Regions from separate parts of the Homo sapiens genome. Here region 2 is linked to region 1. Evidence: chromatin loops called from intact Hi-C (ENCODE). Cell type or tissue: dorsolateral prefrontal cortex. All regions are shown on one strand. Each heading gives the region's core, and the rest is flanking DNA. Links, peaks and the distances in the headings are about the cores only. Region 1 overlaps CABLES1 (Cdk5 and Abl enzyme substrate 1). Region 2 has its middle 79 kb from the start of CABLES1.

Evidence for each region. Peaks named below come from ENCODE experiments on the same cell type or tissue, not always from the same donor. Only the 100,000 strongest peaks of a DNase experiment are listed, where the experiment ranks them.
Region 2: it touches region 1 in a loop (2.6-fold over the local background); 1 of 110 quality-filtered maps calls a loop at or near these places.

What each region holds. Positions count from the first base shown.
Region 1 is chr18:23,207,012-23,223,007 of GRCh38, forward strand. It overlaps CABLES1 (Cdk5 and Abl enzyme substrate 1), which reads left to right. Exons shown (of 10, transcript NM_001100619.3): 4 at 6,966-7,043. Among named protein-coding and RNA genes, the nearest start is that of CABLES1, 80 kb to the left of the region's middle. In dorsolateral prefrontal cortex, for the core only: no CTCF peak of the experiment used is centred there; no DNase peak of the experiment used is centred there; H3K27ac peaks cover 5,119 bases.
Region 2 is chr18:23,048,005-23,064,000 of GRCh38, forward strand. No RefSeq gene overlaps it. Among named protein-coding and RNA genes, the nearest start is that of CABLES1, 79 kb to the right of the region's middle. In dorsolateral prefrontal cortex, for the core only: no CTCF peak of the experiment used is centred there; no DNase peak of the experiment used is centred there.

The DNA of each region.
Region 1 (15,996 bases), core at 3,867-11,866:
ATGTTGCCCAGGCTGGTCTCAAACTCTTGAGTTCATGTCATCTCCCACCTTGGCTTCCCAAAGTTCTGGGATTACAGATGTGAGCCACGGTGCCCAGCAGTGCACAGTCTTTAATAAACAAGTACAAATATAAATGATAATACAACTGACATAAACAGGATTAGGTCATATATAAGGGACCCTTAGTAAGTGCACAGCTCAGTGGGGGTTGGTGGCGAACAGCCTGCCAGCCCGAGTTTTGCGTGAGTCAGGGGTGTTGGTCAAAGCGTTGTACAGAGGGGAGTGGAAACGCTGGTGAGTCAGGCACGTGGAGGTCCGTGAACATTTATTATTCACTCAGTTCCTTGAATAGGCTGAATGCTCTTTGTCCCAACCTTGACTCATGCCAGTTTTCCCGCCAGCATATCTTCTCACTGTAGACTGGTTGCCACTTATCCCTGAGGTCTCAGTTATCACTTGCTCCAGGAAGCCCACCTTGCCTCCTTTAGGCTGGGTTATTCTTCCTGTGTGTTCAGTAGCGCCCCCTAGTTCCCATCAGAGAACTTACACCTCTGCATGGAGGTATCTCCCAACCACCCCTAAGCTTTGCAAGGAGGGAGCTCTTAGCTGGGCCATTCATCATCAGATCCCCAGCACCTAGTACAATGTCTGGCATGGATTAAGTGCTCAGAAAATATTTGTGTGAGGGAGGGAGGGAGGAGAGGAAGATTATGTAACTTGTTTATCAGAAATTTGCCACTCCCTAGGTTGTAGGATAAGGTGTGCCTCCTTAGCAGGTGGGGAGGCCTGCCTGCAGTATGTCCTGTGGTAGCAGTGATCTTAGTGGTCATGGAAGTGTGGTGGTGGAGGTGGCAGTCATAGTCATGAAGAGAAGACTAATGCCTCCACCAGTAACAGTACCACCATGTGGTATTTGTGGGCTACTTAGCACAGATTCTCAGATGCATCAGACCATTTAACTCATGCCCCCCAGTTCCCTGGCTCCAGATGCCCTGTGCAGCTCCACACTTTACAGGGTTAAGCCGTGCTTCCCTTCCTCCTGTTCCCACCTGTTACAATCCCATGCCTCCTCCTCCTAGGCCAGCCCCAGCACTTTCAGGCTCCTTGTTCTAGTGCCTTCTTGTCCACGGGACCCCTTCTCTTCCCAGCTCCGGCCCTGGATTAGCATCTCCTTCCAACTCCAGGCAGAAAGGAACAGATCGCTCTGTGAAGAATGTTCTTGGAGCCCCTACCAATTCTCCACTTTGCCCTTGTACTCAGATGAGGCACATCCAACAGTGAGGGGAGTTGTTCCTAAGGAGGAAAAGCGTCCCCCCAATAGCTCATGAGCATTTAAATAGAGTAAACAAGAACATTTTGTTGGTGGTGGTGGTGTTTTCGTTCAGCTCTCATTATGCCATTGCCAGCTCTTCAGAAGAGACGGAAAGGGGTCAAGTCCCCTTCTTCCAGCTTTTAATAAAGCATTGTGAGAGGAGGAAGGAACGGCTGTGGGAAAAGGGGTCAGAGTGGAGCTGGGAAGAGAATGAGTTTTCCAAATTTCATAATATTCATTTGTCTCCGGACATTGGCCTTCATGCCTTCACCGTCTCTGTGCACAGCACTCATAGTGTGGTGTGCAGAGGACCTGCTGAGCTGGGGTGCATGGCCCAGAGCCATGCCAGGGAGAGCTGTGTCCCTTTCCAGGGCTTCCCTACAAGGTGCCACAAAACTGGGTGATTAAGACAACAACAAGGAGTTCTCTCCCTGTTGTGGAGACTGGAAGCGCGGGGGCCATGTTCCCTCTGAGCCCCAGGGGAAGAATCAGCTCTCAACTCTTCCAGCTTCCAGTGGTGCTGGTGAGCCCTGGTGTCCTTGGCTTGTAGCTGCATCACTTCCATCTCTGTCTCCACTGTTAATGGCCTTCTTCCCTTCGTGCATGTGTAGGTATCTCCAAATTTCTTGCCCCTTGTAAGGACACCAGCCATTGGATTGAAGGCCCACTCTGACCCAGTAGGACCTCATCCTTACTTGATAACATCTGCAAAGACACTACAGCAGTCCCTCCTTATCCACAGTCAACCACATGGTCTGAAAATATTAGATGGAAAATTCCACAAACAATTCATAAGTGCTCAATTGCATGCCATTCTGAGTAGCATGGTGAAATCTCTCACCCTCCCACTCTGTTTGATCTGGGACATGAGTCAGCCCTTGGTCCAGCATATCTACATGGTCTCGCTACCTGCCCTATATGAAATGACTGCAAAGGAAAAAACATAGTACATACAGGCGTCAGTGCTATCCGTGGTTTCAGACATCCCCTGGGGGTTTTGGAACACATCCCTTGTGGATAAGGGGGGACACCTGTACTTACAAATAAGGCCACAACCACAGGTACTGGGGCTTAGGGTTCCAACATGTCATTTGGGGAGCACAGTTGAACCCACAACATCAGCTTTGTAGGCGTATTCTTTCTTGCTTCCTGGGCATGGAGGGAATGAACCACAGAATTTTTGCATGTGTGCCTAGTGCCTAATACAGACCCCTGGGCTGTGGACACCCCTGGGCTGTGTTTGGGCTTCACTGTATTCACCCCGCCGTTACTGCAGATGTGATTTTCTTTCCTCTGCCTCTTGGACTTGGTTGCTTGTTTTCATGTCCTTAAGAGAATATTTCTGTTGTAATGGAACATTTCACCTGTAAGAGATGAGACCTTCTCACAACCAACAGAGACTCCCCAGGTGGCTGGAAATAGAACAAGGCTCCGGTTTTTTGGCAAAAGAGGAAATACTTGAGGACCGTGGCTGGTGAGAGACATTGCCAGTGCTGGGCTGAGGGGGTAAAAACAGATTTGGTGAAAAGTGGCCCGTGGTGCTCTGTCACCTTGCGGGGGGGCGGTCCTTGTGCATCTCCTGGCTGTTCTGGACACTCAGCATCTTGTGAGCTAATTGTGGCTGTGGAAGCTTTGTGGTCTGAAGCTGCAAGATCCCTCATACCAGAAGCACTTTCCTAAGAGCATGACAATGAGGCTGTGTGAAAAAGAAAGCTGGACGGTGCTCCGTTAGCTTCCGAGCACTCATGAGGATCCCTGGAAGTTTCAGGAAGCATTGTGTACCCAAGATGCTTTGTCCATGTGGGCTATAGCCCCAGGGAATGTTTTCCTTTGCTATTTTTTTTCCTCTGGCCGATGTTCATGTGGAAATGTGACCTTTAATTCCTTAAAGATCCATCTCCCTGGAATTAATTCCTCTTCTGAAGTCATAATCTTTCACGTAATATTTTCTGGTCATCTCAACTCCAAGTAAAGTGTTGTATGTCACAGGTGGGGGAAATGATTTGGGCTTTTTGCATGCCATTTGAGTGTAAGAGAAGAGAACCGCCGTGGTTGGAGGCAAAGACATGAGGGTGGTCAATGTCTGACATTGGAAGTGGACTGTGCTTGTTGTTTATGTCATCTGATTGAATTATTTCTCAAATAATAGAGGTACCTTCCAGGAGGCAAACATCTGATTCTCTTCTTGTGTATCTCCATTACCATGGACATTTCCCTAATGTTTATAAAGAGAAAAGCTGCAAATTCACATGAACCCCACAGGTTCTAAACATAACGGTTGATCACATGGGACCTGTTATCAGAACCATACTGTTCAAGGTTTCCCAGTGTAAGAAGCCAAGAAGACGGGAGCCATCACTTGCTGCTACTTGCCTGCTGTGGTTCACGCCTGCAGTCCCTCCCAGATGCCAGAACTACTTCAGGAAACACGTATGATGTGTTCTTGGAAGCTCCATTGGCAAACCGTCTGCAGAGCCTCTGTGCGGGTCTCTGCTGTGAGTTCCTCCTCTGGCCCCTGCAGAAACTGAGGGTCTATGAAATGATTGGAGAAGGGAGGGGAAGGAGGTGTGATACTCCCTCCTCCCTCCAGCCGCTTGAGACTGGCCAACCAGGGAAGTAGCAACCCTACTGGAATTGTTGAAACAGTCCATATTCATAGTTGCTAAACTTGACCTATGCGGTAAAATAACATGTTTTTCTGGAACGAGCAGCATGTTGTCAGCCTCTCCTAGATATAGTGGTGCGGACCACCCAGAGTGAGCGCTCACTTAATAGAACAAGCAGCCCATTTACTGATAGGCACCTTGTGGTTGAAAGATGGGAAAGAAGACTTGGATTGCACTTGCATTTATATTCTCTCATTTTCTTGTTCTATTAAATACGTCCAAACAAACTTAGTGTGTGGGAAGGAAGGACACCTTAGCATGAGTAGTGAGGAAAATGCAGCATCGCTAAGCCAGTGGAGTTTGTTCAACACATTCCTGCCACTGTGTTGCAGAGGACATCGATGCCCAGTGACACATGAATGAGTTGCTCCTGGCCTTTGTCCTGGGTAAATGGCAGGGAGTGGCAGTGAGGGTGTGGAGAGCCTCTGCCCCTCCATCTGGGAAGGGGTCCAGGCTGAGCAGGGCTCCCCTGGCTCCAGCAGCTCCAAGGTCAGGGGTGTGTGATCTGTCACCCTCTTGCCCCTCCCTGCACTGGGCATGGTGACCCACAGGCCAGGCTGGAAAGCCGGCCTAGAACATCTGGATGAAGGCAGACTTATTAGTACCCAAAAAGTCCGTGGGTACCCAGTCACGCCCCCAAGGGGCAGGCTTTTCTAGTAAGGTTTAGGGAAGAGCATTCGTAGTGGTAAAGAGCTCAAGTTCCAATCTCCACCCTGCCCCACCTGCTGGTGCATCTCCTTTGGCACATCACCAACTCGACGTGCCTCATCAGTTAAAGCATTTAGAATTTGGCACGTAATCGATACTTAATAAGTATTGGCTGTTACGTCTCTGTAGGTAAATTTACAGGGGCACTGCAGCATGAGAAGCTCTGTTGCTGGGCTCCATGCAGGCAAGCCCAAGGAGCCTGGCTGGTGTTCAGCAGGGTGTGCTCATGATTCATGTAACCCCTGGCCCTTCAGGCCTTGACAGTCCACTCTGGACATGATGCTCTGTCCTTGACAGTGACCAGCGTCCGGGCCCGTGGTATCTGATGAGCAGCATCTCCCTTCAGTAGCATCTCTGTGTACATCTCATGCTACTCCGATGTAGACAGCCATGCATGGGGTCTTTCAGCTGTCCTGGCAGCACTGCCTTTCAGGTCTGAGCAGGCCTGGGTATTTAGCACAGAGGTCTGAAGAGGTTCTGAGTCCATGGACTAGGCTGGAAAACCTGAATCCTAACCCAGGCAGCTGGTCTGCAGTAAAGATGGTTCATATTTATTGAGTGTGTACTATTTGCCAGCTGCTCTTCTGAGGGTTCTCCAAGTATGGGCTCATGTACTCTTACAGCATTCCAATAAGATAGTTACTAATTTTATCCCATTTTTTAGAAGGGCAGAATGAGGCTCAGAAGTGTTAGTAAGCTGACCGAGGTCAAACAAAAGTGACAGCTGGTGTTCGAAGCTGAGTGTGTTACTTTGGTCCCATCCCATTAACCACTGGGGATATGAACTGCTATGGAATTGACACCAAAAGTGCCAAAAGCCGAAAGTGGCTTTTGATTGCATAGGATGCCTGCAGCCCTGCCCTCCCATGACGGATATTCAAGTGTTGCTGCTCTGAGGCCCACACTGCATTTCAGTGACATCTAATACCCATGCATAGATGGAGGGGCCACCACGCACTAAACCCCTGCCCGGACTCACCCTCTAGTAAAGGAGGGAGGCAAATGATCAGCAGTGTGGATCACATCCGTGCCCTCCTGGACGTCTGAATGGGGAATTGGAGACAGCACCAAAAAGGGAACAAAAAACTCCATGAAGAGGGGCAGGAAACACTCCGTGGAGGGGGTACTTCTGAGCTACGTTTGGAAGAATAAATAGGAGTTCATTGGGTGTTTCAAGGTGGGGCATATAGGCAGAAGAAATAGCATGCAAAGAACACAAGTATAAAACAGCAGGATAGGATTTTTTGTTAAGGTGGGGGTGCTGTAAGTACTTCAGCACGGGTAGAACGGTAAAATCAGGGAAATTCTGTGGGTGTTGAAACTGGAGAGACAGAAAGCAGGAGACACAGGGCCTGGTTTGCCGTGCCAGGGAACCGGACTACATCCCAGGACGATTTAATTTCATAGTGTTACAACAAAGTTGAAATCTCCAAACCCTGATGCATGTAGTAGTAGAACCATTTTCCCTGGTCTTATGGTTGTCGAAAGAAAGGATGACAAAAGTAAATAAGCTTCCCCATATGATGTGATATTGACTTTGTGCTACAAAGAATGTTGTTTTTAAATCTCTTCCACTCATTTCTCCAGTTTTTCATCAGCAGTTCCCTTTGGCAAAAGTTATTCTCAGATGCCAGGATAAGTGCTTTTGAGGGTTTTTGTTTTTGTTTTAATGTTTTTTTTTAAGTGGCTTTTGATTGCATAAGACCATCATGTAGAGCTGTTTCCAGTAGTATCTTTATAGCAGGAATGGAGGCTAAGACTGATTATGTAATTGTTCCCTTAATCTATTCTCAGAACCTAACATGTTGCCAGCAGATGAAAAACCTAATGATCATAATGGCCTCTGAGTGTCTTTCCTGCTCATAGTTTCTGGTGCTATTGCTCTCACATTGTTTACTGCAAAATAGAAATCAATGGTTTAAATGTGGCATGACTGCTCACCCAGCCCTGGCCACCCTGGACTCAGATCTGTCTGCTCCCTCTTGCATGTGCAGCCCACAGCAAGCAGGTCTTGCAGGAGAAGGGGTGCAGGTGTACTCATTAGTGACCCTTGCTGGTGTCTCACATGTTAATATTGGGATGAGGAGAGGCAGCCCACTTCTGCCACGCTGGGGTTGCATTTTGCAAGGAGAGCAGAATACCATCTGCCAGAGGAGGTGGTGGGAGCGTGCAAATACTGCTATGAATGCCATGAATGCTTAATTGCTATAGATTTTGTTTTTTAGTTTGATTCTTTGCATTTAGTGTGTTTGTTGTTTGTTCTTCTTTTTATTTTTTAGAATAGTCCTTATCAGTGGCAGAAGATCCTTCTGTAGTATATTTTCAGTGCTGCCGTATCGCGACAGTACCCAAGTCGGGTATGTATATGCATGCATGCTTTGTAGTTCTCTGGGTGAAAAGATCTCACACCAATGTACATAATGTGGCCATCCTTTCCATTTTCAAGAAGTTGCCTTGCTTTGATACTGCAAATTCAGTATTTGTACACTGGAATGATAAAAAGATGTTCCACTTTCTTTTCAGCCAGAAAGCTTCCTCGTTGTGTGTGTGCGTGTGTGTCCCATCCTATTGCCTGTTCTTTCTAAATCTACATTTTGTTACCTTATCCAATACTTGCTTTAGCAAGAACATTATGGGGCCCACCATATTCCACAGGGCCATGCCAACCTTTGGAAAAAAGGTAGGTCAAGGAAGAAATCAGAACAAACCCTGTGACCATTCCACCTCCTTGCATCTTGGGCTTGGGTTTGGAAACTGACCAGCAAGCTGGAGCTGCCACCACAGAGAAACATCAAAGCAAAAGGGTTCCAGGACCAGAGATTAGGTAACTAGCTACAGGCCAGAGGAATGCTTCCCTCTCTAGATCAACAAGCCCCTCCTTTCACTCTGAAAAAAAGTAAGTACCTGAGGGTCCGTCCTTGCAAAGCCTCCGCTCTTCATCGCCATCCCTGAACACCGTGTTCCTTCCTCCTTGTGCTCCTTTTGCCTTTTCATGCATCCGGTGTCTGTCATCAGGCTGCCACCGGTATCGAAGTCAGGACAGTTCACTGCGTAAGAAGTCAAGCATCATGGGATGTTGGCTGTGGCGTCTGGTCATTGTGCCAGCCACACCACAGACATGTGACCACTGTCCCAAGGAGGGCCGTATGGCCACTGGTGCTGATTCGCCATGTGTTCATCTTCCACCATCTCCGTGAGCTCTACCCCAGGCCTTCCTGCTCACCATGACCTCCCCTTTCCCCTGTAGATGTGCTAGACTTACGGCCTATTCGATTCACCAAGGTCCTTAGCTGCACTCTTCATTGTCAGCTCCATGGGACAGAAAACACATCTATATTCATGGAATCCTGACTCAGTCATTGATGAGATGTGTGCCTTAAGGAGCGATAATCATGGCACTGTTTGTTAGGCACACACTTTGAGCTCGTCTTTTTCATTATTTACATCCTTACAGCCAAACCTTGCAAAGTAGGTGTTCTAGAAAAAGTAGCAGCAAATCCTGCAGCTCGGAGGTTTAAGGACCATCTAGTGGCCAGTGGGCTGCCCAGAGAGATGTTTTCGGGCAGCTCTCTTTGACTGACCTACCTGCTGTGGCCCCGGGTCTGGCTACATTGGAAGAGCAGGCTCATTCCTTGACAAAATTAGCTCATACCAGCTCATAGACCTGGTGTGACCCCAGAGGCCAGTTAATTCATCTTATTACAAGTAGTAGCCGAAGGGCCCAGAATGTTTGAGTGTGACCAGCCTGGGCATACACCTCCAGGGTGTCTGTATTATCAGTAGCAGGCTCTTTGCCAGCAGGTCCTCTCTTGGCCAGAGCTTGGATGGTACTGTGACATCAGCCTCGTTTCTCTGGGTTTCCCTGGCTGACCTCTCTGATTGACACATTCTTTCCTTAGCTCCATCTCATTCATTCATTTATTGAGTGCTTGTCATGTGACCAGGTGCCCGGGACAAAGGCAGAGAAGGATGGATTGGGTTCGTGTGCCCCTGAACAGCTTAGCAGGGGAGACACATTAAAATTACACACACAATTAACTACAACTTTTTTTTTCTTTTTTTCTTTTTTTTTTTGAGACAGAGTCTTGCTCTGTCACTCAGGCTGGAGTGCAGTGGTGCGATCTCGGCTCACTGCAAGCTCCGCCTCCCGGGTTCACGCCATTCTCCTGTCTCTGCCTCCTGAGTAGCTGGGACTGCAGGCGCCTGCCACCATGCCAGGCTAAATTTTTTGTATTTTTAGTAGAGACGGGGTTTCACCATGTTAGCCAGGATGGTCTTGATCTCCTGACCTCGTGATCTGCCCGCCTCGGCCTCCCAAAGTGCTGGGATTACAGGCGTGAGCCACCACGCCCGGCCAACTACAACTTTTAATACATGCTGGAGATACCCAGTCAAGCAATCCTTGAATCTTCCTGGCTGAAGACTCATTCTGTTTCTTTAATTTGGCTTCTCCACACTTGTCTTTGAAGTGTCCATATTCGTTTTATTCCCCAAGGTCTGGGGTAGGGTAGCCCTCACTGTGGTACCCAAGTGCTCATCCCCATTTTGTAGATGACATCACTGATCCATCCTTAAGAGTTGAAATCTCAAACATCAACTTTGGGCCAGAATGGGGGTTTAATCCCCAGTCTGTTCAGCCGTAAGTTTTTCCATGACCCACACTGGCAGACAGGCAAGATAAGTTCTGTATCTGCAGAAACCTTGCTGCGAAATGGAGCTTTTCTGGTATCTGCCTCCCAGAGGTTAACTGTAGCTCCCAGGAGTGAGTGGATCCAAGGTTTCCAGCATGGCACGTGGCATGCAGAGAAGTGCTAGGGCCCACTCAGCAAGGACCCCATATTTCTGACAGTAAAAAAGAATCATTGTGAAGAACTTGGGAGATTTAGAATTTTTATTACTTATTAGCTTCTGTGAGCTTCCATTGGCTCCTCTGTAGAATGGGGAAGTTTCTACCTCACACCATTAACTTGAAGATAACGACATTTCTGCAAAGCCATTAGGAAGCTGTTTTAACTTAAATTACCCAGGAAGAGGGCACTCAGACCATCTCCACTGGACATCCTTGTGGATATGCGTGGCCCTCCACTCTTCAACATCTCAGGGAAATGCTAGGTGGCAGCCAGTTGGTGCTAGGAAACAGTGTCTGTTCATGCCTGGGTCTCCTTCTTGCTGCTTGGGAAGGCCTCCTGTGTTGCAGAAAGGGCCACTGCATAGGATATTCAGCAGATTTGGCTGCTGTGTTGGCCCTGGACAGAGAAGCAAAATGAGTGTGTGGGATCCCACCTTTTACATCCTAGGTGTGAACAGATTCAAATCCACTATTCCTCCAGATTTTATAGATGAGGAAACCAAGGTGCACAAGAGGGATTTTTTTGTTTTGTTTTTTGTTTTTGTTTGTTTTTGAGACAGGATTTTGCTTTGTTGCCCAGGCTGGAATGCAGTGGCACAAACATGGCTCGCTGCAGTCTCGAACTCCTACGCTCGAGCCATCCACCTGCCTCAGTCTCCCAAGTAGCTAGGACTACAGTCGCGCGCCACCACACCCAGCTAATTTTTAAAATTTTTAGTAGAGATGAGATCTCGCCATGTTGCCCAGACTGGTCTCAAACTCCTGGACTCAAGTGATCCTCCTGCCTCGGCCTCCTAAAGTGTTGGGATTACAGGTGTAAGCCACTGTACCCAGCTAGAAGAGGATTTTTTTCTATAACAAAAAAATCTTCAGGTCCTTTGTCAGACCTAACAGAAAAGAACATGTTCGTTTCTGCAGCACAGTCTACCTCTGTACTCACCCAAGAAACACTGAGCACAATTCCAAATATTGTGATGTAGCAGCAGGATTAAGAAGCAGAATGCTTTTTAAACTTTTCAATGAGCAGACATTGTATTTATAAACAACCCACTTAACCATAATTATGATTTTTAAATTTTTTTTTACTAATTGGGAAACAACTATGCTCAAATTAAAATGTACTAGTAAGTATATGCTAGTAAAAGTTTACTAGTAAATATACGAATAAATATATACACACACATATTTTAAACAACTTCAGTTCATGTACATATTAACTAATGCCTTTCCACAGTGGAAAATTCCTTTACTTTTACGCTGAAGTTCTTTTTGTGACTGGGACGTAAGTCATAGAATTTCAGGGGTGGAAAGGCCTTCCTGCTTCGCAGCTGAGGCACAGTGGGGCGAAGCTCACCCACAGCCCCACACCTGGCAGAGTCAGCAACACCGGAATTTGGGACCCGGGCTGCCCCAGCCTGCCGGGCCATGCTTTCTGGCCTCCATGTTTCCATTGTACTCATGCACATGGACCCAGCCACATGGGCCTGATTATTCCAAACAAGCACAACACCCCCGCCACCCCACCGATTAAGGGGCTAATGTGCAGCTCCAACTTCATCACAAGAAAGTTCTAAAAACAGGAATCTCGTAGTTCGTCTGCTGGGTACTTGAGCCTCCTTCCCATGGAAAGCATCTGTCGGGGTGGCCTGAACTTTCTGGGTTTGTTTTCTGGCCACTTGTGCTGCACTCAAGCTTCCCAGCCCTGCCTCCCACATCCTCACTTGCCCTGCCTCCCGCATCCTCACTTGCCCTGCCTCCCGCATCCTCACTTGCCCTGCCTCCCGCATCCTCACTTGCCCTGCCTCCCGCATCCTCACTTGCCCTGGCTCCCGCATCCTCACTTGCCCTGGTTCCCGCATCCTCACTTGCCCTGCCTCCCGCATCCTCACTTGCCCTGCCTCCCGCATCCTCACTTGCCCTGCCTCCCGCATCCTCACTTGCCCTGCCTCCCGCATCCTCACTTGCCCTGCCTCCCGCATCCTCACTTGCCCTGGCTCCCGCATCCTCACTTGCCCTGCCTCCCGCATCCTCACTTGCCCTGCCTCCCGCATCCTCACTTGCCCTGGCTCCCGCATCCTCACTTGCCCTGCCTCCCGCATCCTCACTTGCCCTGGCTCCCGCATCCTCACTTGCCCTGCCTCCCACCATGGCCTCCACATTTTGTTCTTGGCTTTAACTTGAACACTGATTGTGGATTCTGACATTAGTTGATCAAAGCAGACAGACCAACCTTAGGAGGGCTTTCTATAATACTACCTATTCATTCATTCTTTTATGCATTAGGTCACTTGTTCTGCTCCCAGCGAATTAAGGCCCTGATGGAGGCTGGGGAAGGGGTGGGGAGGAATGAGTTACCAATCCCAAGACAATGGAGGGTGGGCAGGGAGGCACTGGAGAACACTGGAGCTGCCCACAAATCCTGACCAACACCCACAATTATAGTAAATGTACAGTGTTAAGTAAAAGCAGGGTGTTTGCTATGTAAAATTTCTTTATCCCCACCCCCCCGCAAGTGCCTTGCCATACCAGCATGCCACCTATGTGGAGGTTTAGGGGCTACCATTGTACAGCAGAATTCACTCACCTGCAGCCTGGTGAGCACCTACTGTGTGCTGGGCACTGCCATCCTGCCTTGGGTACACTGGTGAAAGAGAAAATGTCTCTCTGTGTGTGGAGCCTACTCTCCGTGCCATCCCTCTGGTCCTCTGTCTGAGTAGGAGACGGGAATAAGCTAGTAAACCAATCATCAAACAAAATAGCAAAAACATTGAGTCCTAAGCAATGTCTGATTAGAGCAGAGGAAGGAGTTGGGTGAATTCAGATGGCAGGATCCGATGTAGTGCCCAGCGAAGGCGATTCTTCAGTTAGACTTGGAAGTGTGAGACCTTAGAGACATGAGAAAGGATATTGCATCCTCAGCGTTGACTTCTGAGGATGCCAGCGGATGATCCAGCTCCTCGTGAACTCTCAGGCAGGGCCTGCCCTGTTGAGAGATTTAGTGATGCCTTATTCAAGCTGGAGTCCCATTTCCCAGCCACACTCAGCATCCAGACCACTGTAGTGAGGGGCAGGGGAGAGGGCTGGGGACAGGAGTGAGCTCTGACATATGGGCCCATCACTTAGCCCTCCTGAGTCTCAGACCCCTCATCTATAAAATGGGGATGTTTAACCAGATACTACAAGGACCCTGTGAGTGCAAAAGGTTGTTCTCATTCTTGTCAGTGCTGCTGATGCAGAAGCAGTAAGTTGTGTTGAACAAGGAATTTATGAATGAAACACACTGTCCACACTCCCCATCTGTCAATAATCAGCAACTTCTCGAGCACCTACCTGAATATTAATATTCATTGAGTTTCTTAAAATTGAGATTTTTTAAAAATGGGCAGATCTGGTGGCTTCTTGCCACTGTATTGGGCACATTTTTTCTTGGTGTGGGCCGCGAGGCTAGGGGCTTCATCACCCTGGGCTTGGGAACACTGGAAAATGTTTGGGGTCGTTTTGCATGCCACCAGGTTTAGACCAAGCTGATAAGGGATCGGCCTCACAGTGATCTCTAGAGCTGCTGCTTGAAGCAGACTGCCCGAGTATCTAACAGCCACCGCAGTCTCCAGCATGCTCTTCCTTACCGTGATGTATGGGTGTGGATATTTGAGAGAAAAGCACATTTCTCTAGGATTAACGAAGGGTGCAGTCAAGCATGTGTGTGAATGTGATAAATAGAGGTAATAATAGAAACATCCTGAATAGTGCTTACAGTGTATGGCATCCCAGGCACTGGTCCACATGCTTTATATGCGCTCACTCGTTTCATCTGCCCAACAGCCTCATAAGGCAGGTGCCAGTATTACCATTTTACTTGAGGCTAGGGGCTGAGAAAGGCTTAGCAACTGCCCAAGTGGCAGTAGGTGGGGGTAGGTGGGGGCAGGCAGTGTGGCCGCAGATCTGCCCTGTTGTGTTTGCTGCTGTGGAGCCGGTTCAGCCCGGGAAGCTGGAATGCACACTTGAGAACCAAGTGTGTTTCCCTTCATGATCGCGCCTTTGGGGCTGGGTGTGCTGGCTCGGGACCAGTACAGGCAGGCAGCACTGGCTGACTGGTATGCATTTTGGTGAAGATGGAGCTCGGAGGTCACAGCTCTCATAGGTGTGCCACACACGGGCTGCCCTCTGGGGACACCAGCTGCTGAGCTGATGGGTTGTAGCTTTCAGAAGGCTTTGGAGCTTGCTGGTTCACCCTGCAGACTTGGATGCTCCCAAGGCAAATACCAGACATCTCTGGGTGGAGTCTTAAGTGAAAAATAATCTGTGTAATTTCCCCATCTGGATATTTGTCGTCTTTAGAATAGGAAGGTGTGTGGAGTGTGTGGAGCTGGTGAAATTCTCCTGGTGTCTGTATGGTGTTGATGCACTGGCTCTCTGCAGAGGTGTGGGTGTTCCTGGCTCATGACCCTGAAGTGCTGCCAGCTCGAGTCTCCCTGGCACCTTTTCCCCGATACACCCAAGTTGCCCCCTGAGCACCTTCAGGAAGCCATTTAGGGAGCAGTAAGGGTCTTTCTCATGTCCTGATACCATACATGAAGAACGCTTCTCTTTGAGAAAGGGTGCAGCATTGTTGCATTAGAGGATTCCTTATCACAGTACCAGGCATGTCTTCACTTCACAAAAGGATTTGTGGCAGGGCCACAGAGCTTTCTAAACTGCTCATAAAATATTGTTTGATTTACAGAGTTTGCTTGAATTCGATAGGAAATCGTCTGCTAGATATAATGAGATGCTTCTGATAACTGTCCGTCTTCATGTTCTTTTACTTTAGGAATTCAAAGTCTTGCCTGCAGCATGAACCCCTAGTGGCTCTGAGAGACACAGAGGCGTGGAATAGAGGGTAGTGTATGCTCAGTGTCCTGAGTTGCAGACATTGGAGTCCCCTCTGATGGTTGGGGTGTGGGGCTGTGGTTTTCAGGTACCTTACAGGATTTCCAGGACAGACAGAAACCAGCACAGACACCCAGGACCAACACAGTGAGGGTAACACAGCCAGGACCCACTTACAGCCATACCCTGGGGCTCTTCCCATGGAAGTGCTGTTGACGCTGCCATCTGGGGCCCCCACCTTAGGCTTGCCAGAAGTTCTGATCTCCCCAGGTGTTACTTCCACCTCCAGGTTTCCCATGAGTGCTTCCACTTAGCAGAACCTAGGCCCCCTGTGGGAGCCTGGAAAATGTAGTTTTTAACAGTTACCTGGGTATCATGAGCTAGTCTATGGTCTCTGCCACAGTGGTTCACCAAAAGATCTGCCTGTCCCCAAACTGAACCTGGGGAGACTGAAGAACCCCAGATCAGGGAGAACTCAAGCCCCTGATCCAAGCCTGGCCGAGGAGGGAGCCCTCAGGGAACCACGGGTCGCTAAGAAGCTTAGAAGGTGCCTTCCTTCCCCATAGGTGTGCTCCTGTTAAGGACAAGACAGTGTCTAGTGAGACTGCATAGATGTCCAAACGGATTTCCAAAGCCCAGGAGCTCTGGATTCAGTCAGGCCTAACTTAAAACCTCCTTTGTGGTCCCCCAGACTTAACAGAAACAGGGCCCTTGAGGCTCTGGCCTTGGCGTTCCTCTCCAGCCCTCTCTCAGCACAGCTCCTCTCTCAGCCCTAGCAAGCTACCCATAGTTCCTTAATGCATCAGGCTCTCCTCACCTTTGGGGATACTCAGCCCTCCCTCCAGGCAGCTTTCTCAGTGCCCCCCAGCACCTGTTCCCCCACCCCCAGCTCCACTAAGAGCCCCTTCCTGTCTCAGGGCTTATAATATACATTTTAACTTATTTTTCACTTGTGGGTGTGGATTGCATCTTAATCCTCAAGGTATCTGCAGCACTGTGCACAGAAAGTAGTGGTCACTCTGGTTTTATGTGTTGGGTGAGTAGAAGCAAGGTTTCTGAAACTTTCGAGAATTGCTATGTTTATGAATATAGTGCTCACGTTCTCTCTCTCTCTCTGTCTCTCTCTCTATATATATCTATATATAGATATATATAGATTAGATATATAGATATATATAATTAGATATATAGATATATACACAGATATAGATATAGATATAGATATATATTGCCCCAACAAAGGACAGCCGGACTGCTTCAGCAGAAGCAAGTGCATCTCTCAGGGTCCCTCAGCCTGGCACCTCATCCTTGAGGGCACCTCCATAAAAGGATGGAGTTGGATGGTTGGCCATAAGGAAGGCCCAGAAGGTGCTAACACGGATGAGCTGACATGGACCTCAGGGTCCTGCTTCTCTCCAAGTGACTCTGTCCCACCCACAGTGAAAGTCAAAGTTGCTAAGCCTGAAGTGACAAAAGAGGGCGTCGAGCTGCACCCAGATGCAAGTGCTAAGCCCCAGCGAGGCCCCTCCCACCCACTAGCCAGGTGACTCCCCCCGCATTAGCCTCGCAGCCTGTGCAGTTCTCTCCGATCA
Region 2 (15,996 bases), core at 3,836-11,835, 160 kb before region 1:
AAAAAAAAAAAGAGTACAAACATAAACTAGGCATGAATCCCGTATGTTTATAACCTTCACATAATTATAAAATATAAATAAAACCACGAAAACCAGTAACATTTTAATGAAGAACATTAATTAAACGTGATGAATAATGTTCTTAAAAGCACATTACTGCTGTTGGGTTAAATAGTTGGTTTGTTGAAAAAAGTAACTGATTAATCAATAAACAAATAAATCTTGTCTTGTTCATTGGTGGAAGTAGATGGCAAATCATGACATCTCTGTTCTCCCCACTCCCCACCAACTCTTCACAACCACAAAAACATTAGGGAGTGAAGCAAGGAAGTATTCCTCTCTCTTATATTCTCCCATATTTGTCACTATTAAAAACCAAACTAAGGCTGGGTGTGGTGGCTCACTCCTATAAACCCAGCACTTTGGGAGGCCGAGGTGGGCAGATCACGAGATCAGGAGTTCGAGACCAGCCTGGCCAAAATGGTGAAACCCCGTCTCTACTAAAAATACAAAAATTAACTGGGCATGGTGGTGCGTGCCTGTAGTCCCAACTACTCAGGAGGCTGAGGCAGAAGAATCACTTGAACCCAAGAGGCAGAGGTTGCAGTGAGCCGAGATCGCACCACTGCACTCCAGCCCGGGCAACAGAGCAAGACTCTGTGTAAAACAACAACAACAACAACAACAACAAAAAGACAAAACAAAACTAGGCTGGGCGAGGTGGCTCACGCCTGTAATCCCAGCACTTTGGGAGGCCGAGGTGGGTGGATCACCTGAGGTCAGAAGTTCAAGACCAGCCTGGTCAACATGGTGAAACCCCATCTCTACTAAAAATACAAAAATTAGCCGGGCATGGTGGCGGGTGCCTATAATCCCAGCTACTTGGGAGTCTGAGGCAGGAGAATCGCTTGAACTCAGGAGGTGGAGGTTGCAATGAGCCAAGATCCTGCCATTACACTCCAGCCTGGGCAACAAGAGTGAAACTCTATCTAAAAAGTAAAATAAAAAACATAGTAAAGAAGAAAAACTTCTTAGAAGTTTTTACTAAAGAAGAAAGACTTTTTGCCGGCCAGGCAAGGTGGCTCATACTTGTAATCCCAGCACTTGGGGAGGATGAGATGGGAGGATCACTTAAGGCCAGGAGTTCAAGACCAGCCTAGGCAACAGAGTAAGACCCTGTCTCTACAAATAAAAAAAAAAAAAAAAAAGCGAAAAAAATTAGCCAGACACAGTGGGTCATGCCTGTAATCCCAGCACTTCGGGAGGCCAAGGCAGGCAGATAGCTTGAGCTCAGGAGTTCGAGACCAGCCTGGGCAACATGGTGAAATCCTGTCTCTACAAAAAATGCAAAAATTACCTGGGTATAGTGGTGCCTGCCTGTAGTCCCAGGTACTCAGGAGGCTAAGGTGGGGGGATTACTTGAGCCAAGGAAGTCAAGTCTTCAGTGAGCCGAGATTGTGCCACTGCACTGCAATCTAGATGACAGAATGAGACCCCGTCTTTAAAAAAAAAAAAAAAAATTAACCAGGTGTGATGGCTCACATCTGTAGTCCCAGCTACTCAGCTACTCGGGAGGCTGAGGCAGGAGGATCACTTGAGCCCTGGAGTTCAAGGCTGCAGTGCACTATGACTGCACTACTGCACTCTAGCCTGGGTGACAAAGTGAGATCCTGTCTCAAAAGAAAAAAGAAGGAGGAGGAGGAGGAGGAAAGGAGAAGAAACCAAAGAAAGCATATTCATCATATAGTTCATAAATGTATTTGGTATTTAATTCTACAGTCTTAAAAGTTGCCCGGGGGAAAAAAATTTAGCTTTCCTTTCCTTTCACTGATTTTATCTCATGAGCCACCATTTCTGCCCAGCAACAGGAAATGACATCTTACCAATTAAAGGTAACCCAATGTCTCCTGCAGTAAACAGTCAACTAGTGACTCTCTCTCTCCCTCACTATTCTGGAAAATGCCTGAGCTGCAGGGACCTGTGTCTCGCAAGAGGGGGATCTTAATCCACACTCACTGGTTTTCTCCCTATTGACTTTTTCTGCTATGGGCTGGCCCCAGGGGTCTTGACAGCCCAGCCTCCCAGATGTGAGGTCAGCAATCCCACTGGCCTGTGCACTCCATGTCTCTGCCCATCTGGCCAATCCTGGAGGCAGACAGGAAGGCTCCCTGTGTTCCCAGGCTTCACACAAGTAGAGGGAGGCATGGCGGGTGGAGTGGGAGAGAGACAGAGTCTCTCGGCCTCTCTATGCTTCCACCTGCCCTGCTGTCATTTCTGCCCATTTGACCACACCCCACTCTAGGCAGCCGCCATCCTCTCACAGAGTTGCAGGTGGGAAGTGGGACAGAATCCTCTTGGCCTCACATCATCAGCCTAGTCTGGGAGTTTTACTAAACCCATTCCCCAGTCCCCTTGGGTTCAGCCCAGGAAGCATCTCCTCCAGCAGTTCAACCTTGCTTTTTTCTCCTCACCCCCACTCCATCCTCTATCTGGGGGATTTTTCTCCAGATAGGGGCAGAAATTGCTCTTACATTATCATTCATTCTTTATTTATTTTTTTGGAGACCGGGTCTCGCTGTGTTGCTTAGGTTGGTCTCAAACTCCTGGACTCAAGTGATCCTCTCACCTCAGCCTCCTGGGTAGCTGGGACTACAGACACATACCACCATGCCCAGTCGGCCTCATTCATTGTTTTGAATCACATGTTTGTGGAATAAAGCAGTGATATGTTGGCAAATGCTTAAAAATGAACTCTTTGGGAAAAAAAGCCCTGTTTCATCGTGTTTGCCATTTTCACGGCATAAACCTTCCACCATGGTTGATTTCCAGCTACCTCTGTGATGTCACTGGACACTGGCTCTCTTGAACTGGTGCAAACCAGCTCTGGCACACCTTGGATGTTAAAGCCACTGATGATTGAGAGCCAGCATCAAATTTTGTACAGTTCAAATTCATTCTTCTCTCCCTCAAAAACCCAGCTTTTGGCTAGGTGCAGTGGCTCACGCCTGTAATCCCATTACTTTGGGAGGCCGAGGCGGGTGGATCACTTGAGGTCAGGAGTTCGAGACCAGCCTGGCCAACATGGCGAAACCCTGTCTCTACTAAAAATACAAAAATTAGCCAGGCATGGTGGCGCACAACTGTAGTACCAGCTACTCGGGAGGTTGAAGCAGGAGAATCTCTTGAACCCGGGAGGCAGAGGTTGCAGTGAACCGAGATGGCGTCATTGCACTCCAGCCTGGGTAACAAGAGCCAAACTCCATCTCGAAAGAAAACAAACAAACCAAAAACCCAGCTCTTACATTGGAAAGTCTTGGCTTTCAAGACTTTTTGCCAGCTGGGCACAGTGGCTCACGCCTGTAATCCCAGCACTTTGAGAGGCTGAGGCTTGTGGATCACCTGAGGTCAGGAGTTCAAGACCAGCCTGGTCAACATGGTGAAACCCCATCTCTACCAAAAATACAAAAAATTAGCTGGGCATGGTGGTGGGCACCTGTAATCCCAGCCACTCAGGAGGCTGAGGCAGGAGAATGGCTTGAACCCGAGAGATGGAGGTTGCAGTGAGCCAAGATCATGCCACTGCACTCTAGCCTGGCGACAGAGCAAGACTCCATCTCAAAAAAAAAAAGACTTTTTGCCTTGCTGTGCATCGAAAGACCCTATTTTAGAACTCAGAGCCAAGAATGTTTTTTTGAGATGGACTCTCACTCTGTCGCCCAGGCTGGGGTTCAGTGGCGCGATCTCAGCTCACTGCAAGCTCTGCCTCCTGGGTTGACGCCATTCTCCCGCCTCAGCTTCCCAAGTAGCTGGGACTACAGGCGCCTGCCACCATGCCTGGCTAATTTTGTTTTTGTATTTTTAGTACAGACGGGGTTTCACCGTGTTAGCCAGGATGGTCTCGATCTCCTGAACTTGTGATCTACCCGCCTGCCTCGGCCTCCCAAAGTGCTGGGATTACAGGCATGAGCCACCGTGCTCAGCCACAGAGCCAAGAATTTGTCTCTTTGTTAGCTGTCTCCTAAGAGCAGCACACTTAGAATTCTATCCCTATGTCTCCAGTGGTGGGAGAAGGTTAATGGGTACAAGAAAGCCTGGAGAAAAGAAACCTCAATTAATATCTCAAAATATTCTCCACCACTTGCTTGTAACTTTTTTGAATGGTTTGAAATAGCAACTGTACTGTCAATGGAGGCTCCACTAAGAAACCGTTATCCAACTGATACAAACTTATTATAAAATTAAAGGAAGGGTCAACTACTAGGGCCAGTGATGGAGACAGAGTGACAGAGAGAGAGAGAGAGAGAGAGAGAGAAAGAGGGAGAGAGAGGAGGCAGCAGCAGGAGGAGACTTCCTAAAGAGAGTTACCAAAAGTATGAGAATATTTTGTTCACATTTAACAAATCGATGGTTTCAGTATATGCACTCACTAAATATAACTGTATGCCTACCCTCATTTGAAGATGTAATAAGACTAAATTCAGGGTCAGGAAGAAGAGGAGGCCCTCCTGGCCCCTCAGTCGGGCTCTGCAGCTATGCCAGGGGGATGTGAGAGGGAGGAGAGGGTGTCCAGTCAGTGTTCACTCCTTGTCCCAAGCCCCTCCCCTCCTTCCTGCCCCCTCTGAGATTATGAGAGCAGAGTTTTGTACCCACCCACCACCCCCAACTCCTAATCCAGTGGGAGACCCGGGCAATGCAAGAGTTGGGTGCAGACGCTCTGGTCCTTTGAGACCTGGACCTGAGATGCATAAGACCACAAACTGAAAAATGAAAAGGACGACAATCTTCACTATCGGGACTATCTTTTGATCACTTGGAAACTGTCTTCTTTCCCCTTCTCCCTTACTTTCACAAGTACCTCAAAGTATCTTTCACTTTAAACAGTGAAGAATAATTCAGAGTGAGAAATTACAAAGACATCAGATTCCAATTAAACTAACTGATTGCTTTTGGAGTCCAGGAAAGTGCAGCATCAAGGTCAAGGACTTCTCTTTTTGCTAGTTGTGTGACTTTGCAAAAGTTACTTGGCATCTCTTAGTTGCAATTCCCTAATCTGTAAGTGGAAATAATATATTGTAATGTTGATGTAAGAATCAAGTGGAACTTTATGTTAAAGAGAGATTTGCAAACTAGAGTTCTATACAGATGTTTGTTACTGTAACTCCACATGGATCTCCTCAGAGGTAGAGACCACATTTTGTTTAGTAACCACAGCATCTAGCACAGAGCCTAACCCAGGTCTGTCTTCCATGAAGGTTAGTGGGTTGAATTTTTAAAAAGCCACCTGTGTCGGGCAGAGTGCTGTCAAGAAAAGAGAAGCGGCCAGGCGTGGTGGCTCACCCCTGTAATCCCAGCACTTTGGGAGGCCAAGGCAGGTGGATCATCTGAGGTCAGGAGTTTGAGACCAGCGTCGCCAACATGGCGAAACCCTGTCTCTACTAAAAATACAAAAATTAGCCGGGCTTGGTGGCGGGTGCCTGTAATCCCAGCTACTCAGGAGGCTGAGGCAGGAGAATCATTTGAACCTGGGAGGCGGAGGTTGCAGTGAGCCAAGATCACGCCACGTTGCATGAGCCTGGGCAACAAGAGTCAAACTGTCTCAAAAAAAAAAAAAAAAAAAAAGAGAAGCCATGCTATTTTGTGTAATTTTAACAGAGATCACATACAATAGCAATCAGGTAAACAGGTTTCGGAGTACTGAAAAGGTGAGGAGAGAACATGCCGTAAGGCAGAAAGGAGAGTAACTGCAGGAGGCGGCTACCACCCCTGGGGCTGGGGGAACAGAGGCCTCTGGATTATTAGGACCTGGAGTTGGAGGAGGCGCCGGGCTGGGGCTGGTGTCTCTGAGGTTGGCCAGTGTAGGAGAAACTGGAAACTGGAACTTCTGGCTACTGGAATCCGTTTCTGGTTGCTGCCAAGGTGAATTAGTGTTGCTGTGGTAACAATGACAGCAACAGCAAGAAACATGGGAAAAGGCAAATCCTTCCCCGCTTCAACTGGTCAGTCTCCCCCTAGGGCTTTCTATAGGCAGAGCAGCCAGGGCTCCTGCTGGTGACAGAGAAACAGAGGGTGCAGACCCCGTCTCAGCATCAAGGTGGAGTATAGAGCGGGGGATTCTGCTGAGAGCCAACAGCTTAAAAACTGCCACATTGCTATCTAATAAATGCAGAGGAGACTTTTGCCTATGGGTGAAGATGCCAAGGGCTGCACTTTGAGGAACTCCCTTTTTACACTACCATAGGGAGGAAATGGGAGTGTGACAATGTGGGTCACAGGGTTCTTGGCGTTCGGAGCCCTGCCGGGCAACCCTACCTCCATCCCAAAGACAGCCTTGCCCTTCCGCGTCGTTGTCGCTGGCAGGGGCGCTCCTGTTGCTGCCGCCAGCAGGGACTCCCATGTACACAATCAGAGAATAATGTTCTCACTCCCCAGAGAATAATGTTCTCACTTGCCAGTGAAGGTGCAAGAAGGAGAGCAGACTGGTTTTAGCTCTAGCGACACAACTCAGATGTTGGAGACAAGATACAGAGAGGGTCCCCTTGGACTAGGAAAAATGAGAGTGGCCACAGATGCCCCCAGAGTCTTATAGCTGCAGGAGGCAGGAGCTCTGGCACATTTGAGACAGAGTCTTCCTCTGTCAGCCAGACTGGAGTGCAGTGACCCGATTTGGCTCACTGAAACCTCTGCCTCCCAGGCTCAAGGGATCCTCCCGCCTCAGCCTCCTGTGTAGCTGGGACTACAGGCAAATGCCATCACGCCCAGCTAATTTTTATGGGTTTTTTTTATTTGTTTTGTTTTGTTTGAGATGAAGACTCACTCTGTTACCCAGGCTGGAGTACAGTGGTGCGATCTCAGCTTGCTGCAACCTCCGCCGCCCAGGTTCAAGCAATTCTTCTGCCTCAGCCTCCTGAGTAGCTGAGCCTATGGGTGCCCACCACCACACCCACTTTTTGTATTTTCAGTAGAGATGGGGTTTCACCACGTTGGCCAGGCTGGTCTCGAACTCCTGACCTCAGGTGGTCTGCCTGCCTGGGCCTCCCAGAGTGCTGGGATTACAGGAGTAAGCCACCGGGCCCAGCCTAATTTGTAGAGACGGGGTTTCACCATGTTGCCCAGGCTGGTCTCAAATTCTTAAGCTCAAGGGATCCACCCGCCTCAGCTTCCCAAAGTGCTGGAATTACAGGCGTGAGACACTGGCCCTGGGCTGCTCTGGCACATTCCGACTGATGATTTGACCTGGCTCCCTGGGACAAGCACCCAGCTGGCCTCCGTGGATCTCATGACAAGGAAGAATAGAGCACCTTTGGAGATTTCCTACATCCCTCCACCCCTTTCCCAGACACATTGATTATACTGAGGCTAAGGGAAGACTTCCCTTAGCTGATTGACTTTCTGGCTCAAACTTGAAAAGGTTTGTATTTTCCCTTTTTTTTGTTTTTGAGACAGAGTCTCGCGCTGTCGCCAGGCTGGAGTGCAGTGGCGCGATCTCGGCTCACTGCAACCTCCACCTTCCAGGTTCAAGTGATTCTCCTGCCTCAGCCTCCCAAGTAGCTGGGACTACAGGTGCCCGCCACCACGCCCAGCTAATTTTTGTATTTTTAGTAGAGACAGGGTTTCACCATGTTAGCTAGGATCTCCATCTCTTGATCTCATGATCCGCCCACCTCGGCCTCCCAAAGTGCTGGGATTACAGGCGTGAGCCACCGCTCCTGGCCTGTGTTTTCCTTTGTAAGTCAGAATCTAAATGAAACTGTTATGTCTTGCATGACTCTTAGGATGATACTGAAGAGTAATGACCCATCCCTCTACCATGTTGCCACAGACCGCTAGATGACAGATTGCCATGCAGCTCAGGAGAGGAGGATAGATTCCCTCTACTCCGTGAAGACTAACCATTTGCAGACACCCAGCTCTTATTCCATTAGGCAGGCAAGGATAGATGGAGTTGAAGTTATAGTAACTTCTTTTCTTCACTGGCATTCTCTTCCGAAGACATTGCATCTCTCTGCTCATTTCAGGACCGGCAGCACCAGTAAGCATCTTCCACAGACAGAATCCACCCTGGGGCCCTACAGTAAAAAAGGGCAGCTTCCTACTCCCCCTCCACTTTCTACCTCTTTTCAACAGGCTCATTCCCCCTCAATCTACCTGGGAGTATGATGTGCTTTTCTGCTGGCCCTTGGCTACCCTAGCAACCTGACCCCCACCCTGGCCCCACCTTGCAGTCTACCTGAGGTTACGATACGTCTCTTCCCGGGTAGAACTTTGTGCTCCAGACCTTTCCCTCTCTCCCTATTCTTGCTGAAATGTAAGATATCTCAGTTTATCAGGGCTCTGTTCTCCGTCTCCCAAGAGTTTGGTTAGTTATCTCAATAGGCAGGGATGGGAGGGGGTGTTGCAATTCAATGCATAACAAAAATTGGGAGTGGAGTGTTCCTTGGGACCACAGGCATAACTTTGTGTTAAGTGTTAGCACTAGAGCAAATTCCACCGAATTCTCTGGACTCACAAGACAAGTCCAGCACCATGACTGTGCAGTCCAGGCGGTGAGTGTTCATTAGTAGGCATTGTGCTTTTGCATTGGCAGCTGGCTGATGTAGCTCATGGGGAAACTGGCATCTATGGTGAATATCAATCACAATTGACGTTAACAAGAAATCAACATAAAATGGCTAGGACCAGCCATCTGCAGAAGCTAAGCACTTTGAACATGGTTGTAAATATGGTCCAGCAGCTTTGCCAAATAAAATCAGGAAGCAAGAGGGCCTCTCAAGCTGATCAAGAGCCCAGAGAGCCGCGAGATTGTGGGCCAGTTGCATCCTTAGGACCGGAATACTTTTTTTGAAGTGACCTATTTTATCACATTGTGACTGACTGCCTGATAGAAGGATGGTGCTGTGTATGGATTCTAGAACCTAGGGGAGGAAGCCACCAAGAGTAAATATTTGTTGGTGTTTATTCTGTGCTGCATCTACTATGTTTGATAGGTCACAACATAAATAAAAGTCAACATTTACAAGACACTTACTATATGTGCCTGGCCAGACGTAAGTAAGTTTTACGTCCACTCACTCATTTAAACCTCACAAGCACATTATAAGATACATTTATCCATCAGCCTCTTGTGAGTTTGGTTACTGGGAATCAGCCCCCCAAAGCCTGATTTGCTCTGGAATATCTGATGATACTGAGTATCTGACCTTGCAAAGCTAAGGGTTTAGAATGTGGTGATGCGGCCAACATAGCTACCCTGAGGGTGCCAAGCTGAAACAGATGGCTGGACTCTCTTAAACCATAGTGATTACAAGAGATCATCTGTTCTAGCCCTTGAGTGACCCCGGCAGCTTATCAAAGTCATGTATTTATTGCAAGATGTGAGACTCCAAATACATGAAACCCAGATCTGAACAGAGACATGATATGTAGTTCAAATGGGCCAGTCTCTGTGCAAACTCCAACAGCTTCCATGATACAAGCTTTACTTTCAAGGACCTGTAAATGGAAACAAGTCGGCCTTCCACTAAAGACAGGTGACATGTCTCAGACAGCTTGTAGGGAGACAAAGCAGGTATGGGGTGGGGAATGCATTGGCAAGGATTCTAGCTGCCCAAGAAAGGACAGGAAACTTCCCTCCCAAAAAAGACATCTTGATGGAAGATTTGAAACTTGAGTCATTGACATAATGATAGCTTTCCCATAAAGTGTAAATATCTGAAAGGAGAGAATCATAATCATTCTGACACTGTGCAGCTTTCAGCCCAATCTCAGTCTGAGACAATAACTCCAAGACAACTGAATGCCCTGTGTCTTGTGAAACATCCCTCCTCTGCCCTCACATAATCCAAAACGGCAGGGGCAGGAAAGGACTGGCATGTTGTTATTGCACCGAGATGAAAGTGCAGGCTAAGTGACTCTGATTTAGTAACAGACCCTTTATTATATAGCTCACAAAAGTAAAGCCAGACCTAACAACTTTCTTTGACAGCAAAATATTTCTACCCTCTGCTAGACACCAATACTGACCTAGGAGGTATATGTTTATAGTAACAAAAGTGTAAATTTTGGGTACTGAAGAGCAGATAAAACTTGCAAAACAGTTCATACTTAGGATCTGAAGGACAGTGAGACAGCCTTTCTATTCATTCATCCAAATGTGTACATATGGATGAAGGAATGGAAACCCCAGGATGCTGCATGAACACAGACTTCAATGAGGCATGGATAAGAAGGGAAAGGAATGTTTAAATATATTTTTGAATACATATATTCATTATATATATATATATATATATATATATATATATATATTTTTTTTTTTTTTTTGAGATGGACTTTTGCTCTTGTTGCCAGGCTGGAGTGTAATGGCATGATCTCAGCTCACCACAACCTATGCCTCCCAGGTTCAAGTGATTCTCCTGCCTTAGCCTCCCAAGTAGCTGGGATTACAGGCATGCGTCACCACGCCCGGCTAATTTTGTATTTTTTGTAGAGACGGGGTTTCTCCATGTTGGTCAAGCTAGTCTCGAGCTCCCAACCTCAGGTGATCCACCCGCCTTGGCCTCCCAAAGTACTGGGATTACAGGCGTAAGCTACCACGCCTGGCCAAAATATATTTCAACTAATCATTTTCTTTCTTGTCCATGTCTCATTGAAGTTTAGGTGGATGTAGTATCCTGGGGTCCCCACCCATTCATCCATTCACCACTAGCATGGTCATAGAGGACAAATCCCCTTTTTCCCTACCCCTCCACAATTAAATGAGGGAGATAAGATTGCACACAATAAGCACAGTATTTGTGGTGTTTTAGCTGAAGGATGTGTGGAGTGGTACAAAAAGGCAACTATTTCCAAGACTGTCTCCACACAGGAACAGCACAGTTCCAAGAACAATTCCAACTGTCTCTTTCAATCTAACCAAGCATGACGATCCCTCGGCACCCCAGTGTGATTGGAACATCTAATCCTTCGAGATCTCTACTATTGTGTGGACAGAGAACATCGATTAGCCTGACCAAAAGCTGCATCCGTAGTCGTTCTTATAATTTTTGTGATTTTCCTATTTCAATTATTTTAAGAAGCAGTTTTAGAAGAGCTGCAATGACAAATAGAATAGAAATTTGGATGCACCAGTGAAAATAGTTTGTAACCAGAAAACATGAGTTTTTAAAAATATTTTACATTCTTTAGATTTTTTTAACTGAGTATTAAAGAAATACAGCTCATTGCAGAAAATACAGCAAAGTATAATAGAAAAAAATGAATCACTAATAACCCTCCTCCCACTTTGGGTATGAACGACTTTTTCACCTAAGAGGTGGAACTAAATGAATCTTCCACAATCATAAAATATTGTAAAGTGTTCTGGTGTCTGCCCTTCATTCCAAGAGTTTCTCTTCCATAGTTACAAAGCCAACAACATTTACACTTCCTAGGTCAACCTTCATCTTGGGGAGAGTTAGTAGCCTGAATAAAGTGAATGTTCAAGATCCTGTAGGAGGCTTCTGCCCAGAAACATTCTTCCAATCTGCTCCCCAGAACCAGAACTCAAGAACAACACGTGTTATTTCACAGTTATATTTGGCTAAATGTAAATTTCCAACGCCTTAAACTCATTCACGCTAAAATGTAAATAATGACTGGTGTTTTCTGAGAGAACCTGCTACTACAAGAAGAAGGGGGGACACCCCAGAACTCTAAGCATCTGAGTTTGGGAAGCAACTCACCATGGAGGAATGGTTCAGGAATGAGCCACTCTGATGCCACGCAACCCTTCTTGTTAGTGACTCTTTGAAAGCCTAAATGGGGCTTACTCTAACTTGAAACATGACGATTCTGTGAGCAAAAGCCACCTAGGGGCTGCTTGCTGTCGCCTGGGAAAGCTGGCCTGGGACACAAAAGTCAAATCACAGACATCATTTCCTTTCTACCTTCTTCTCCTTTGAAAATAGCCTCTTTTTTCCCATTTCCCAACTGTTAAAATTAATTAAAAATAGCAGTGAGACTATCAGGCCAAGTTGTCCATGTTCACACGAGAATTTCTCATCTTTCCGTAAGCATCTAGTCTTCTCACAGTTTGTTTTCATATTTGACTTAGACATGACTTTGGGGTCATTGAACCCCGAATTGATTAAATCCCTTGAATTGTCTTTGAGAAGGAGTTTTCTGTGTGTTTATTAAATAAAATTATCTGGTGTCTTTCAGATTCCTCTGCAATGAACTAATTCCCTTGTTTCTTTGGAATTCTTTGATGTCCCAAGAGCTTCTGGAACACTTTACATGAGACTTTCTTAGGTTCTTCCTTAGAAACAGGAAGTTCACAAAAAGCCCCAAACATTTATTTTAGTTCCCAAAATTGGGATGGGAGATATCTGATGCATTCTAAAAATAGCAAAAGCCCCTCAAACATTGAATTTGATCTTTACCAAAAGAGTAATAGATTTAAATTGAGTCTGAAATTTGTCCAAAACTCACGTAGTTGGATTTGGAGGCATTTTCAAACTCAACAATATTCTTGGCTCTGCTAATATTTTACCTGGGAAATTGCTTTATTTCTTCCCCTCACGGGATAAATGATTATAATAACAAACATGCCAGGTGAGGTGGCTCACGCCTGTAATCCCAGCACTTTGGGAGGCCGAGGCTGGCAGATCACCTGAGGTCAGAAGTTCAAGACCAGCCTGACCAACATGGTAAAACCTCATCTCTACTAAAAGTACCAAAATTAGCCAAGCGTGATGGTGGGAGCCTGTAATCCCAGCTACTCGGGAGGCTGAGGCAGGAGCAGCGCTTGAACCCAGGAGGTGGAAGCTGCAGTGAGCCGAGATTGCGCGATTGCACTCCAGCCTGGGCGACAGAGCGAGACTCCGTCTCTAATAAATAAATAAATATAAAAATGTAATAATAAACATCTCTGGCAATAAAAACTCACCATCCTTTGAACCATCCTATTCTCTCATTTATAAAAGGAATTAGCATATTACAGTCTATGGACCATATCCACCTTGTTGTTTGTTTTTTGTTTTGTTTTATTTTATTTATTTTTTATTTATAATAATTATTATTTTTTTGAGACAGAGTTTCGCTCTCTCACCCAGGCTGGAGTGCAGTGGCGCGATCTCCACTCACTGCCAGCTCCACCTCTCAGGTTCACACCATTCTCCTGCCTCAGCCTCCCAAGTAGCTGGGACTACAGGCGCCCGCCACCACGCCCGGCTAATTTTTTTTGTATTTTTAGTAGAGACGGGGTTTCAGCCAGGATGGTCTCGATCTCCTGACCTCGTGATCCACCCGCCTCAGCCTCCCAAAGTGCTGGCATTACAGGCGTGAGCCACCACACCCAGCCTTATTTTTAATTTTTAGAGACGGAGTCTCACTCTTGTCGCCCAGGCCAGAGTGCAGTGGCGTTATCTCAGCTCACTGCAACTTCCACCTCCCAGGTTCAAGCAATTCACCTGCCTCAGCCTGCCAAGTAGCTGGCATTACAGGCACACACCACCATGACTGGCTAATTTTTTGTATTTTTAGTAGAGACGGAGTTTCACCATGCTAGCTAGGCTGGTCTCGAACTCTTGACCTCGTGATCCACCTGCCTTAGCCTCCCAAAGTGCTAGGATTATAGTCGTGAACCACCGTGCCTGGACTCTTGTTTTTTTAAAATAATTTATTGAAGTAAAATTCACATAACATAAAATTAACTTTTTTAAAGAACAATTCAGCATTTAGTACATTCACAATCTTGTGCAATCACATCTATCTAGTTCTAAAACATTTCCATCACTACAAAGCAAAATCCAGTACTCACTAAGCAGTTTCTCATCATTCCCTTTTTCCCTTAGTCCCTGACAATAACAAATCTATTTTTTATCTCTATAATCTATTATGGATATTTCGTGTAAATAAAATCATATAACATGTGGCCTTTTGCGTGTGGCTTCTTTCACTTAGCACAATGGTTTGAAAGTTTACCCACATTGTAGTATATGTCAATACTTCATTACCTCTTATGGATAAATAATTGTATTAGTTTGTTTTCACACTGCTGATAAAGACATACCCGAAACTGGGAACAAAAAAAAGGTTTAATTACAGTTCCTTGTGGCTGGGGAGGCCTCAGAAGCATGGCAGGAGGTAAAGGCTCTTCTTACATGGTGGTGGCAAGAGAAAATGAGGAAGAAGCAAAGGCAGAAACCCCTGATAAACCCATTAGATCTTGTGAGTCTTCTTCACCATCATGAGATAGCAGGGGAAAGACCAGCCCCCATGATTCAGTTACCTCCCCCTTGGTCCCTCCCACAACATGTGGAATTCTGGGAGATAAAATTAAAGTTGAGGTTTCCATGGGGACACAGCCAAACCATATCAATAATATTATACTGTATGTGTATACAGGTTAAGCATCTCTAATCCCAAAATCCCAAATCTGAAATGCTCCAAAATCCTGAACATTTTGAGCACCATCATGACAACAAAAGTGGAAAATTCCTCACCTGACCCCTGTGATGGGCTGCAGTCAAAATACAGTAAAACTTTTGTGTCACACACAATATTTTTAAAAATACTGTATAGGGCTGGGCACGGTGGCTCACACCTGTAATCCCAGCAATTTAGGAGGCCAAGGTAGACAGATCACCTGAGGTCAGGAGTTTGAGACCAGTCTGGCCAACATGGTGAAGCCCCGTCTCTATTAAAAATACAAAAGTTAGCCGGGTGTGATGGCACATGCCTGTAATCCCAGCTACTCAGGAGACTGAGGCAGGAGAATCACTTGAACCCAGGAGGTGGAGGTTGCAGTGAGCCAAGATCGCACCACTGCACTCCAACCTGGGTGAAAAGAGCGAAACTCCACCTCAAAAAAAAATTGTATAAAATTACTTTTTGGCTATAAGGTATATATGAAACATAAATGAATTTTGTGTTTAGACTTGGGTCCTATGCCCAAGATATCTCATACTCTATATGTATATCTAAAATCTGAAAAAAAAATTGGAAATCTGAAACATGTCTGGTCTCAAGCATTTTGGATAAGGGACACTGAAGCTGCACAACAATTTGCTGATCCATTCATCCACTGACGGGCATCTGCCCTAATTCCACTTTTTAGCTATTGTAAATAGCGCTACTACTACCTGCATGTACATGGACTTGCTTGAGTCTCCATTTTCAATTCTTTGTGATATATTCACAGGAGTAGAATTGATAGGTCATACTGTAACCAAGGACTCCCATTTTTCTACAGGTGGTTTAATTATTCTTTTTTCCTTCTCTCTCTCTCTTCTTTTCTCCTTTCCCCAGCTCCCTATGTCCTACTGAGCCCTTCAAAAATGCAAACATAACCTTTCACCTCTCCCCTCACCAGACATTCCACACAGGGCAAATTATTCTGTGTTCTCCAAGACAGATCTCCCCTCCAGAGCTGACAGTCGACTTTCAGACCAAAGTGAAACTGACCCAATAGTCCCATAAACAGTTTTTTTGGATAAACATAGAAATTGACCCTTCTGGTCTTAAAGCTTGAAACTTAGGTTTGTTTTATCTGAGTTCCTTCCTCAGAAAAGGACTGGCAGAACTCTCAAAATGTATCAAAGAGCTGAAACTCACCAGATCATCTTATCTAGACAATGGGGCTCCAGTCCCCTCATTAATCATAATTGCTTCCTTACCCCTCCAGAATTCCTGTTTTCTCGCACATTGTTACATTTCTTCCCTGCTGTATAAACCCCTAATTTTAGTGGGTCAGGGAGATGGATTTGAGACTGAGCTACCATCGGCCACAGCACCCGATTAAAGCCTTCTCTCTTAGCAATACTTGTTGTCTCAGTCATTGGCTTCCCGTGTAGGAGGCCAGCAGGACCGAGACCAAATCGTTGGTGTTTTGGAAACAAAAGTATACCATGGCTAGGTGCGGTGGCTTATGTCTGTAATCCCAGTACTTTGGGAGGCCAAGGCAGGCAGATCACGAGGTCATGAGTTGGAGACCATCCTGGCCAATATGGTGAAACC